2 separate regions of the Mus musculus genome follow, and region 1 is linked to region 2. The links are chromatin contacts, found by Hi-C or POLR2A ChIA-PET in ENCODE. All regions are on one chromosome and are shown on one strand. The core of a region is the stretch at or near the end of the contact, and the rest is flanking DNA. Distances in the headings are between cores, read along the strand shown.

Evidence for each region. A loop is a pair of places that touch in the nucleus more often than their neighbours do. ChIA-PET counts read pairs that join two places held with the same protein, here RNA polymerase II (POLR2A).
Region 1: a loop to region 2 is called in a map of heart, with 2.9 times the contacts of the local background. The contact joins the promoter of Dad1 here to the promoter of 1700123O20Rik in region 2. A Hi-C loop is called at or near these places in 1 of 37 maps with a recorded cell type or tissue (heart). POLR2A ChIA-PET finds 5 or more read pairs at or near these places in 1 of 5 experiments (embryonic stem cell).

What each region holds. Positions count from the first base shown.
Region 1 is chr14:54,251,124-54,256,073 of GRCm38, reverse strand. It overlaps Dad1 (defender against cell death 1), which reads left to right and starts at 2,145. Exons shown (of 3, transcript NM_001113358.1): 1 at 2,145-2,442. The coding sequence starts at 2,232. It also overlaps a transcript of Abhd4 not described here.
Region 2 is chr14:54,683,443-54,688,378 of GRCm38, reverse strand. 1700123O20Rik (RIKEN cDNA 1700123O20 gene) reads right to left here and starts at 2,208. Exons shown (of 2, transcript NM_021437.2): 1 at 1,259-2,208. It overlaps Acin1 (apoptotic chromatin condensation inducer 1), which reads left to right and starts at 1,448. Exons shown (of 19, transcript NM_023190.3): 1 at 1,448-1,910; 2 at 3,303-3,368. The coding sequence starts at 1,599.

The DNA.
Region 1 (4,950 bases), core at 896-3,395, 430 kb after region 2:
TTGTTAGCAAGTGCAAACATCTTCTGGGCATTTATCATGGGCTCTGGACTTTGCTGCTTAATGTTTGACATTATTTCATTTAACCCCAACGAAAACAGTGCTGTGATTCAGGTATTGTTATTTCCATGTCATGGAGATGGAAAATGAGACCATAGTGGCATATACCTGAAATTTCAGCACTCAGTAAGCAGAGGCAGGAGGATTGCAAATTTGAATCCATTCTGGGATACATAGTAATTTCCAGGCGAGGCTACATAAAGAAACCTTGTCAAAAAGAACACAAAGAAGGAAAGCAAGAATTAAATGTTAAGTGATCAGTCTCAAGTTAAGTAATTAGTAGTATGTAGAATCAAAGTTTAACACCCTCTTTGTCTGACTCTGGAACTTGAACTTTTATCTACTATCCCTCTGCACATGAGCTTTTTACACATAGTAATGTTCTGACTCACACTACTCAAAACCAATGACCGTATGAATCCCTATTGAGAGTTTAGTTATGTTCATATACTGAACACAAAACAAAACTTTTCCGTATTGTTAATTCAGGTAGCTGAGAAAATCTGGAGTTCAGAATGGCTTTGTCTTAGAATGAGTATGCTTGTCTCAATAAGTGATGTCTTGCATTGATTCTGTCTTCCTAGGGAACTCCTATGAAGATGTTAATGACAAAGATCAAAGGCTAAGACACTTCTGGAAGGTGCTGGGATGATGGCACAGGAACTTCTGGAAGAATTCATTACTGGATAATTAGAAACAGCCAGTTAGCCCATTTGGCCTTAAGTTGACGACCAGAGGAATCTGTTCTACTTGTGCTGAGACAGGGAGAAGGGTTCAATTGCAGATGCATTTCATATTATGTGGAGTAGGAACCCGTCTGGTTATCCTTCCACATCCCACCCACTCTACAGTAACACAAGAGCACAGAGGCTACATTTCTAGGAGTGCAAACTTCTCTCTTGTGAATATGGATTTACCTCTTTTAACAGACTAAGGCTTTCCAAAGACACGAGTGATTCACTGGAACCTGGGCAGGGCTATTTACGTCTTATTGGATTGTGGCGCTAAGTGTTTCCGGGCTAAATACAGATAACAAGCGACAGTAGTTCAGTTGCGGGTTTAGAAATGCTGCTCAACTAGTTAGGCAGGGCAGTTGGAAGTGTCTTAAACGCTGAAATGAAGTACCGGATTCTATGCGGGTAGACTTTTTAACTGAAAGATGAGATACTAGGTTTAGAAGGTCGGGTTATTGTGAACTTGTAATGGCAGTGCAAACCAGAAGGCAGAACTTAAGTTTTCTTCAGCTAAAACGCTAAAAAGCAGTTAATTGTACTTGTTAAAACCTCAAACTTTCAATTCTTTTTCTATAAAATGATTCAGAGGATCAGGTTGAAACAAATATGCTCTTTGGAGCCATTCAAGGAATATTATAACAATACCTGTTGTACAATGTCAGTTTGCTGCTGATCCTGACCCTTCACTCTACGCACAAGTGACTATCTCTCTTTTTAGACAGTGACTGATTAACCTAAAAATTCCTACAATATAACTACAGCTATTGGACCTCCTTGGTACTCAACGAGCGTTTGTTGAATGAATGAATACCTGCTGGCTTAGGTTCTTCGTGGGGCCCAGATTCAGCCTTCCAGTTCAGGATCCTGTAGAGGTCAACCCTCTCCCGCCAGTGTAAACCGGCGCTTGGCCCGTATAAGCATAGTTCTCACTGCGGAGGAACTTGACCTGCTCTAATGATCGGTCATAGGCATCTGAAGATAGAGCTTTTAAGAGAATTAGGGCCAGGCAGGTTAAGTCCCTGGACCGCCAGCTTGGTCTCTAAGCAGATTCCCAAGCTAGACCACTGAGGGGGATCAAAGAGAGCCGGAACTCTCTGGGAAGCGTCTCTGTCCGCTGTTAAACCTCTCCCCTTGTTCCGGTCACAAATCTCGTCGCCAGAGCAACAGAGGGCGTCAACAAACGCAGGGCGGAAATAAGGCTATAGTACACGTCTCCAGAGGGGGAGATAGGCCCTGCGCAGGAGCATTAATTTATTTCCGTTTGTAGTTCTCAGTCTGGGTATGCAGCCTGTGTCTGCGCATTAATTGTGACGCACCAAGGCTGGCCTTTACGCCGGAGCCAATTGGCCCGCCGGTGTGGGCGTGGCTAGGGCCCGCTAACGCGCACGCGCGAGCCACATCGTCTGTGGTCGTCCGGTATCCGAAGTCCCCGTGTTCGTCATGTCGGCGTCTGTGGTGTCCGTCATCTCCCGGTTCCTGGAGGAGTACTTGAGCTCCACTCCGCAGCGGCTGAAGTTGCTGGACGCCTATCTCCTTTATATACTGCTGACCGGGGCGCTGCAGTTCGGCTACTGTCTCCTCGTGGGCACCTTCCCCTTCAACTCTTTCCTCTCTGGCTTCATCTCTTGTGTGGGCAGCTTCATCCTAGCGGGTAATGATTCTGTATCCTGGTCATAATGTCCCACTTTGGCGCGCAGCTTCGTCCTCACGGTACCCTTTGGTAGTTTGTAGAAGGCCGTCGTCTGTGAAGTCACGCTTACTTCTTGGGATCCAGGAAGCAGGCTCAGAAATGTCACGTTTCTAATGCCTAACAGGAGTTGAAACTGAATATGTAAAGAAATAGTCTTCTGGTGTTCGTCGCAATTAATACTTCTCTAAGGAAAAATATCCTACCTTGATGAAACTTTAACACAAATTTAAAGTTGGTAGAGCTTTAAATTAAAATGCCAAGCTGAGACATTTCTATCACTTTGGCCTAATCCCTACTTCATCTAGGAGAAGACTTTGGTGATAGTATAGGAATATAAATATTAGTGACTGCTTGTGAGGAGGCAACCCAATTGATGCTGGCTTTTTAGTTGCCCCTACTTATTTCTGTGCATAATTTATGTGCTTTTTCTCTTTACCCTCAACTCAATTTTTATTCACACAATTGTGTATTAGCTCTTCTTTCTTCTACACATTTAATAACCTTACAGACTTCCAGGTTTAATGAGGATTGCCGCCATGGATTTCATCTGAAGTCTGACTTTTCTTGCCCCATGGAACTGAGAGAATACTGGGAACAGGTTTGGCTTAGGAATGTTACTACCAAATGTATCATGGTCAGTCAGCAGTGTTTTGGGGGTTTATTAGCAATTGTTTTCCTCAGTGAATTACAGCTGGTTTGGGCAGAGACAAAATATAGCATTGGACTTGTCTGGAGACTTGATTTAGTGTCTTAACATAAACCTCACGTCACATGTACACATTCACATTGCTAGGTCAGGCCCACTGGGAACAATTTTACTTTTCAGAACTTAAATAGGCCCCAGCCGACTTGTGCCCCAGTCAGAGCTAGAGCTGCAAAGTCAGCTTATTCAGTGGTCATCATAGTGTCTTTGGTTTTTGGTCCAGTTTCTGGAGGCTACACCCTAACCATCAGGATATGTTAGCACCATTAGCCAGGTCTGACAAACCTCTCTACTGTGCCCAGTACTGTTCCCGACAGAGAACAGTAAGAGGCTGAGAACCTCTTACTTATTTAGCCTCTGGTTATGGAAGTGTAGGAACAGAGTGGGGCTAACAGCTGATTTAAGTAAGGTCTCTCCTGTTGAAGCCACCCATCTTCACAAGCCTCTGAGTTAAGTCCTGACTTACCAGAACTACATAGAAAAAAAGTGATTTGCTGGAAAGTTAGGTTAGTGCGCTCACACTCTCTCTTTCATCCCATCTGTCTTTCTTTTTTTTTTTTTTTTGGTAGATGACTTTTGCTTTTTTTTTTTTCTTTTAAAGATTTATTTACTTATGTGAGTACATTGTAGCTGTCTTCAGACATAGCAGAGGAGTGCAGAAGATCTTATTACAGATGGTTGTGAGCCACCATGTGGTTGCTGGGAATTGAACTCAGGACCTCTGGAAGAGCAGTCAGTGCTCTTAACCACTGAGCCATCTCTCCAGCCCCAGCCCCAGCTTTTGCTTTTTTTTTTTTTTAATGTTCTTTTAAAAGTATTTTTGTGAGCATCTTTGTGTGCATATAATGTATTGTAAAGTGTCATTATGTGTCAGTGTGCATGTGTGTGTATATGGAGGTTAAAGAGCAGAAGTATTCATTGGCTAGACTGAACTGGCTGGTGGATAGAGAACTCTGGGGAGGGAGTGTCTTCCTGTTGTATGGTGTCTTGTCTGCCTCTCTCCAACTCTCTGCAACTCCACAGTTAAAGATGTGCCAGCAAACCAGGTCCTTATGCTTTGAGGCAGGCACTTTACCAACTGAAACACCTCTCCAGCTCCTAAGTCCTGTTTTTGTGCCTGTTGAGGCTGAAATGATCAGGTTTCAGTGGGAGGTATATATATGGCTTGTTATTGACTAGACTGCTTAGCAAAGGAACACTGTTAGTAGTGAGGTCATTATTAGGAGTGAGGGCATTATTAGTGAGGACATTATTAGTGAGGACATTATTAGGACATTATTAGTACTGAAGTCATTATTAGTAGTAAGATTGGTGTTAGTAGTGATATTTACAAATCTTTTAGGTAACAGGGAATAGGGTGAGAGAAATAAAATTGGGTTTAAGGAAAAGAAAAAGTTTCTGATAATTCATTGTTGCTGAAGAAAGTTATCATTTGCATTCTCTTCCCTTCAGTGAACTCAGGGTATTTTGTCACTGAGCTAAATTCTCAGATCCATTCATCATCCACCCACCTATCCATCCTTTCTTTTTTTTTTTTTTTTTTCCTTTTAATTTCTTTTTTTTTTTTTTTTGAGACAGGGTTTTAATGTGTATCCCTGCCTTGCTGGAACTGTAGATTGGGTTGACCTTGAACACAGAGATCAGTGTACCTCCATGTTCTGAGTGCTGGGGTTAAAGTTGTATCAGCAGCCTGGCTGCCATGTTTCTTTTGACAGTATTCATTTTACTAAGCCCAACTTCTTTTACTAGGCCAGATCATTGCCTGG
Region 2 (4,936 bases), core at 959-3,458:
CTCTCCAGAACCCGTGCATCAAGTGACCTGAAACCACCTGTAGCTTCAGCTCCTGATCTGAACTTTGAACTCTGTGAGACAGGCACATACCCATAGACAGACACACATATACACAAAATAATAAAAACAAGCCAGATGGTGGGGAAGCCCTTAATCCCAGCACTTGGGAGGCACTCACAAGCAATCTCTAGTTCATAGCCAGCCTGGTCTACAGAATGAGTTCTAACACAGCTAGGGCTACACAGAGAAACCCTGTCTTGAAAAGAACCAAACACATAATAAGGAAAGGCAAGCAGCTGAGGCAACCTGGGTAGTAAAGAAAGAAATGATCAAAACCCACACAGAAAACACATCTTGCTTGCTCTCTCTCTAAAATTAAAGTGTGCAGCTTTTTAAACTTTGGTACAAGCAACTGGCCCTAACAGTTTGTTCCACAGTTACACAAGTGTGTGTGTGTTGGAGAGACATGATGCAAGAACCCTCTGTGCAATGCGTACACAGTCTCTGAAATCTGTTTTAAAAAATTTATGTTCTATGACCCCCTTATTAAATTCTGTACCACACCAGTAAACTTTAGAGCAGGCTAAGTCTTGTCTCAAATAAGGTAGCAGAAAATCAGAAGCCACACTAACTTTTTTCAGGTTCTGAAAAAAAAAATGCCTTTGCTTTCTTGACTTGGCCTAAAAAGTGTGCTATTGATGCACATCTCTGAACAGTTTTCCTTAATGGTTTATACCTGCAAGTGCCACTGACTTTGCATTATGTGTGCAAATGTAAGCCAACTTATTCCAAAATGTTTCCGTCCTACAGTTTGTTTCTCCAACAACGAAAACCTTCACCTCTCTATGACCGTAATTACTACTGCTGTTCCTACCTCTTCAAGTTGGAAGATTTGTATCGACAAAGAATAGAATCCCTAAACGTAAGTTCTAAGTCCCGGTTCAGGGTGACTGCCAGTTTCAAAGTGGCTCTACAGGGAGAAGTTTCTCCTAAAACTTCTCTTTTTCAGAGAAAGGTAATTTTTAACCCAGGGTCTTGCTACATGGCTTCCATGGTTATTGTCATTAATAAACTCAAAAGACCTGATTTTTCTTTTTCCCACGTAGGAAGCCGCAGGTCTCTCATTCCTTAGCCCCACAGGACAAAGTATTTCTTACACAGAATGGCCGGGATATAGAAGATGGAAGCAGGAGGGGTCCCCAAAAACCTGCAGACACCAAGTCTCATCTGGCCTAGGAGAGACTTCTTTTCCTCTTACCTTCCTTTTCCCCTTGGAAGACGCCCAGAGATCACAAGAGTCCTTCAGCTCCTGCTCCAACTCTCCGAGCCTCTTCCATGTTTCCTGAAAACCCGAAGCAGAGCCAGCCCCCAGTAACCCACGCACTTCCGGTCCGGAACCAGCCCCAAATACCCAAGTGCCCCAGCGCCCCGGCCCCCAGGTCCGGAGATAGCCGAATATCTCCGATTATGGGTATGCCAGATTCGAGGGCTTCCGAAGAGATTCGATTCAAAGCCCCGGCAAGCCGAAAACAAACGAGCCTGAAAGCCAGATGGGAGGGGCCAGCCGCTAGGTAGATGGAAAAAGCCGATTGGTACCGATGTGGGGACGGAAACGACCGAACAGCTCCGGAGAAACCCGGGGAATTCTGAGCGGTAATAGAGGGGTAGACTATGGCAGTGGGCGGGGCCAATCCGGTCCGTTCGAAGGGCGTTGGCGGAAATTACCGAAGATGCCCGAAGCCGTCGGGACGGACCCGAGTACCTCACGCAAGATGGCGGAGCTGGAGGAGGTGACTCTGGACGGGAAGCCTCTTCAGGCTCTGCGGGTGACCGACCTGAAGGCCGCACTGGAGCAGCGAGGCCTAGCCAAGAGCGGGCAGAAGAGTGCCCTGGTCAAGCGGCTCAAAGGGGTGAGAAGTCAGCGTTGCCGAGGTGTCGGAGGGGAGCGGACCCGGTAGAGACGAGTCTCCGCCGCGGCGCAGGCGCAGTGTCCGGGCTCGGCGCGAGCTCTCTCAGGCCGCCAGCGCGAGCCTGCAGATCCACGCGCACGGTGGTTGGTGTGGCTGGCGCTGGGATAGAGATAACGCCGGTTCCCGCCTTAACGGCAGCGGCGCGAGCCCAAAATGGGAGGGTGCGCGCTACTCTCCCGGAGTGTCTTAAGCTCCTTCCTTCTTCCCCCACCCCCTCCTTGTTTGTGTCTGTGTTGTCGGCGCATGCGCTGCAGAAGGAGTTAAATCCCTCTACAACCACCGGTGTGGCTGGCCTTAAGGGGGCGAGCAGGGCTGGGTCCGAGTTAGGGATACAGTTGGGCGGATGGGGTTGCTGTCTATGTCTGCAATAGGACATTTGTGATAGGGTAAAAAATGTCCGCTCGACTAGATTAAGTGAAAGGAAACCTTGATAGAAAGACTTGGTCAGAGACGGCTGTCTAATTTATAGGGAATCGAGCAGCAGTCTGGATAAGTATTTGGTGGCTATTGGTACGAGAGGTGAGACAGATTACTTTAGGCTGGGGATTTTGTGTCGGTTTGAGTAGTGAGGGTGAGCTTGTCGGGAGGTACACATACTGTGTATCGCTTTGGTGTAAATGGAGGGAAAGAAGGTGAGCTGAACTAGTGTTATTAGAGTTCATTAGCATACGTGACTCGTAATACTGATGGGGACTCTGGGTCAGTTCAGGGTTTGAGTTGACAGACCGTTGCTTATCCCGAAGCTGACAGTTTGTGGGTGGGTGTGGATTAGGTCAGACCACTGGTTACAAGGTCTGTGGTTAGTTTCCCTGTGAAATTTTTAATACATTTTATTTGTCCGGGTGTTACACTGCTGGAAGTTGTGCAAGTTCAGTTAAGTAGTTGTAGTTCTGAAAAACTAATCAAATAATAGTCAAATCCAAATTAGCCTCTTGTTGGTTTTATGTGATTTGAAACTTGTTCTGAGTACTTGGAATTTTTTTTTTGCCTGTATTACCGGATTTAGAAGTGGCTCCTAGTCAAAATTGCAGACAATAATAGAGATTCTAGTTCCGATTCTGTCATTTTTGCTGATTTTTGTGACATAGCCAGGTCACTGATTCTTTGTGTGCCTGTGTTTTACATTTGGGAGCAGTAACCATGGCTACCTTTAAGAGACTTATGAAGATGAATGAGAACAGTATTAATAAAGGGCTTTTAGTCTCGGTGAAAGGAATATAGTATAAATGTATATTTAAGTAATTGAATGAGAAGGCTGTGGGAGAGGTAGAGACCTGGATTGCGTTTTTGTTCCCCCTCCCGGTTTCTGATTTTTGCTCTTCTTTATACCAGGCTCTAATGCTAGAAAATTTACAAAAACACTCAACACCCCATGCTGCATTCCAGCCAAATTCACAGGTAAGAGAAAAGGTTTGTTTAGATAGAATGGGCTATTTGGAGACTATAGTAAGTAAATGGGAAGACATGGTGTTGTTTTCCTTGTCATCAGAAGCAGTATTTTCTTAAACTATTTTTATTGCAAGTGATCTCACACTAGACAGTTGATGTCTTTTTTTTTTTTTTAAGGTTTATTTTTATTTTATGTGTATGGGTGATTTGCCTCCCAAAGGGTCCCCACAGAGGCCAGAAGAGGATGTCAAATCCTCTGGAACTGGAGTTACAGACAGCCGTGAGCCACCATATGGGTGCAGAATTGAACCTGGGTCCTCTATAAAAGCAGCCAGGCCTCTTAACCATTGAGCCATCTCTCCAGCCCTCAGACAGTTGAATTCTAATCAACCTCAATTTTGTATAAAGACATGGAGTTTAAAAAAAGAAAAAGAATTTAAAAAATACAGTTTTATTTGAAAGAATTTGATACCTTATTAGTAACCCCCTAGTTCTAGGACTAACTGCTTAACAATCTGTAGTTTCTCTTAAACATCTTTAATACTTTGATTACTTAGGACAAGATACTTAACACTTGGAGTCCTTTGTTTCTTTACCTGTAATAGGAAGAGTAGTCTGACTTAGGTCATTGTTTTATAACTACTCTGCCGGTTTGTCTTAGGAAAAAAACTTTCTTCTAAGAGTTTGTGCATAAATGTTTTTGTTGTTGTTGTTATTGTTGTAAAGTTGAATCAGAGTATCTCTGTGTAGCCAGAATGGCTGAGCACTCAAGCTATTCTATCTTCAGACTCAGGGCAGTCCCCTGCCCAGCTTCCCTAGTGCTGGTGTAATGGGCTTGTGCTCCATCCCCCAGATTTCTACAAATGTTTTATTTTGAAGACATTATCGTATAGTTAAAAACAAAATACAAGTTTCTACACTATATCATCTTGTAGGGCGTTTTTCAGCTTTTAAACCCTTCATTTAGTGTGTCACACACTTAAAGGAAAATGCATTGGTGTGGGCCCAGGACACTGGAAAAGGTGCTTCCTGTTCCCTAATACCTCATTCAAATCTAGGCCCATCATCTAGTCAGCTCTGGGAGGTTACACAGCGTTAAAAGGCTACCTAACGGCCCGGAGAGATAGCTCAGTAGTCAAGAGTGCTTGTTGCTCAATGACTCAAACCAGAGCTCAAGATCTCAGCACTATATCAGATGGCTCACACACACCTGTAGCTCCAGTTCCATGGGATCTAATGTCTCCTCGGTTCCTGAGAACATGACTGAGCACACAAACACAAGCATGCACTCACAGATACATGTACATACACACATAAATGAAGCTGAGAAGATGACTCGGTAGTGCCCTTTATAGAGGACCCAGGTTTGGGTCCCAGCACCTACATGGTGGCTCACAGACATCCATAACTCCAATTCCAAGGTATCCTATATCCTCCTCTATCCTCCTCTGCTATAGGCACACACATCCATGCAGTTAAAACATTCAGGCGTGTAAAATAATCTTTAAAAACCAATTAAGAAAAAACCTAAGATAGTTCCGTCATAGTTGTATTTTGGATCGCACTTTAGACTGTGC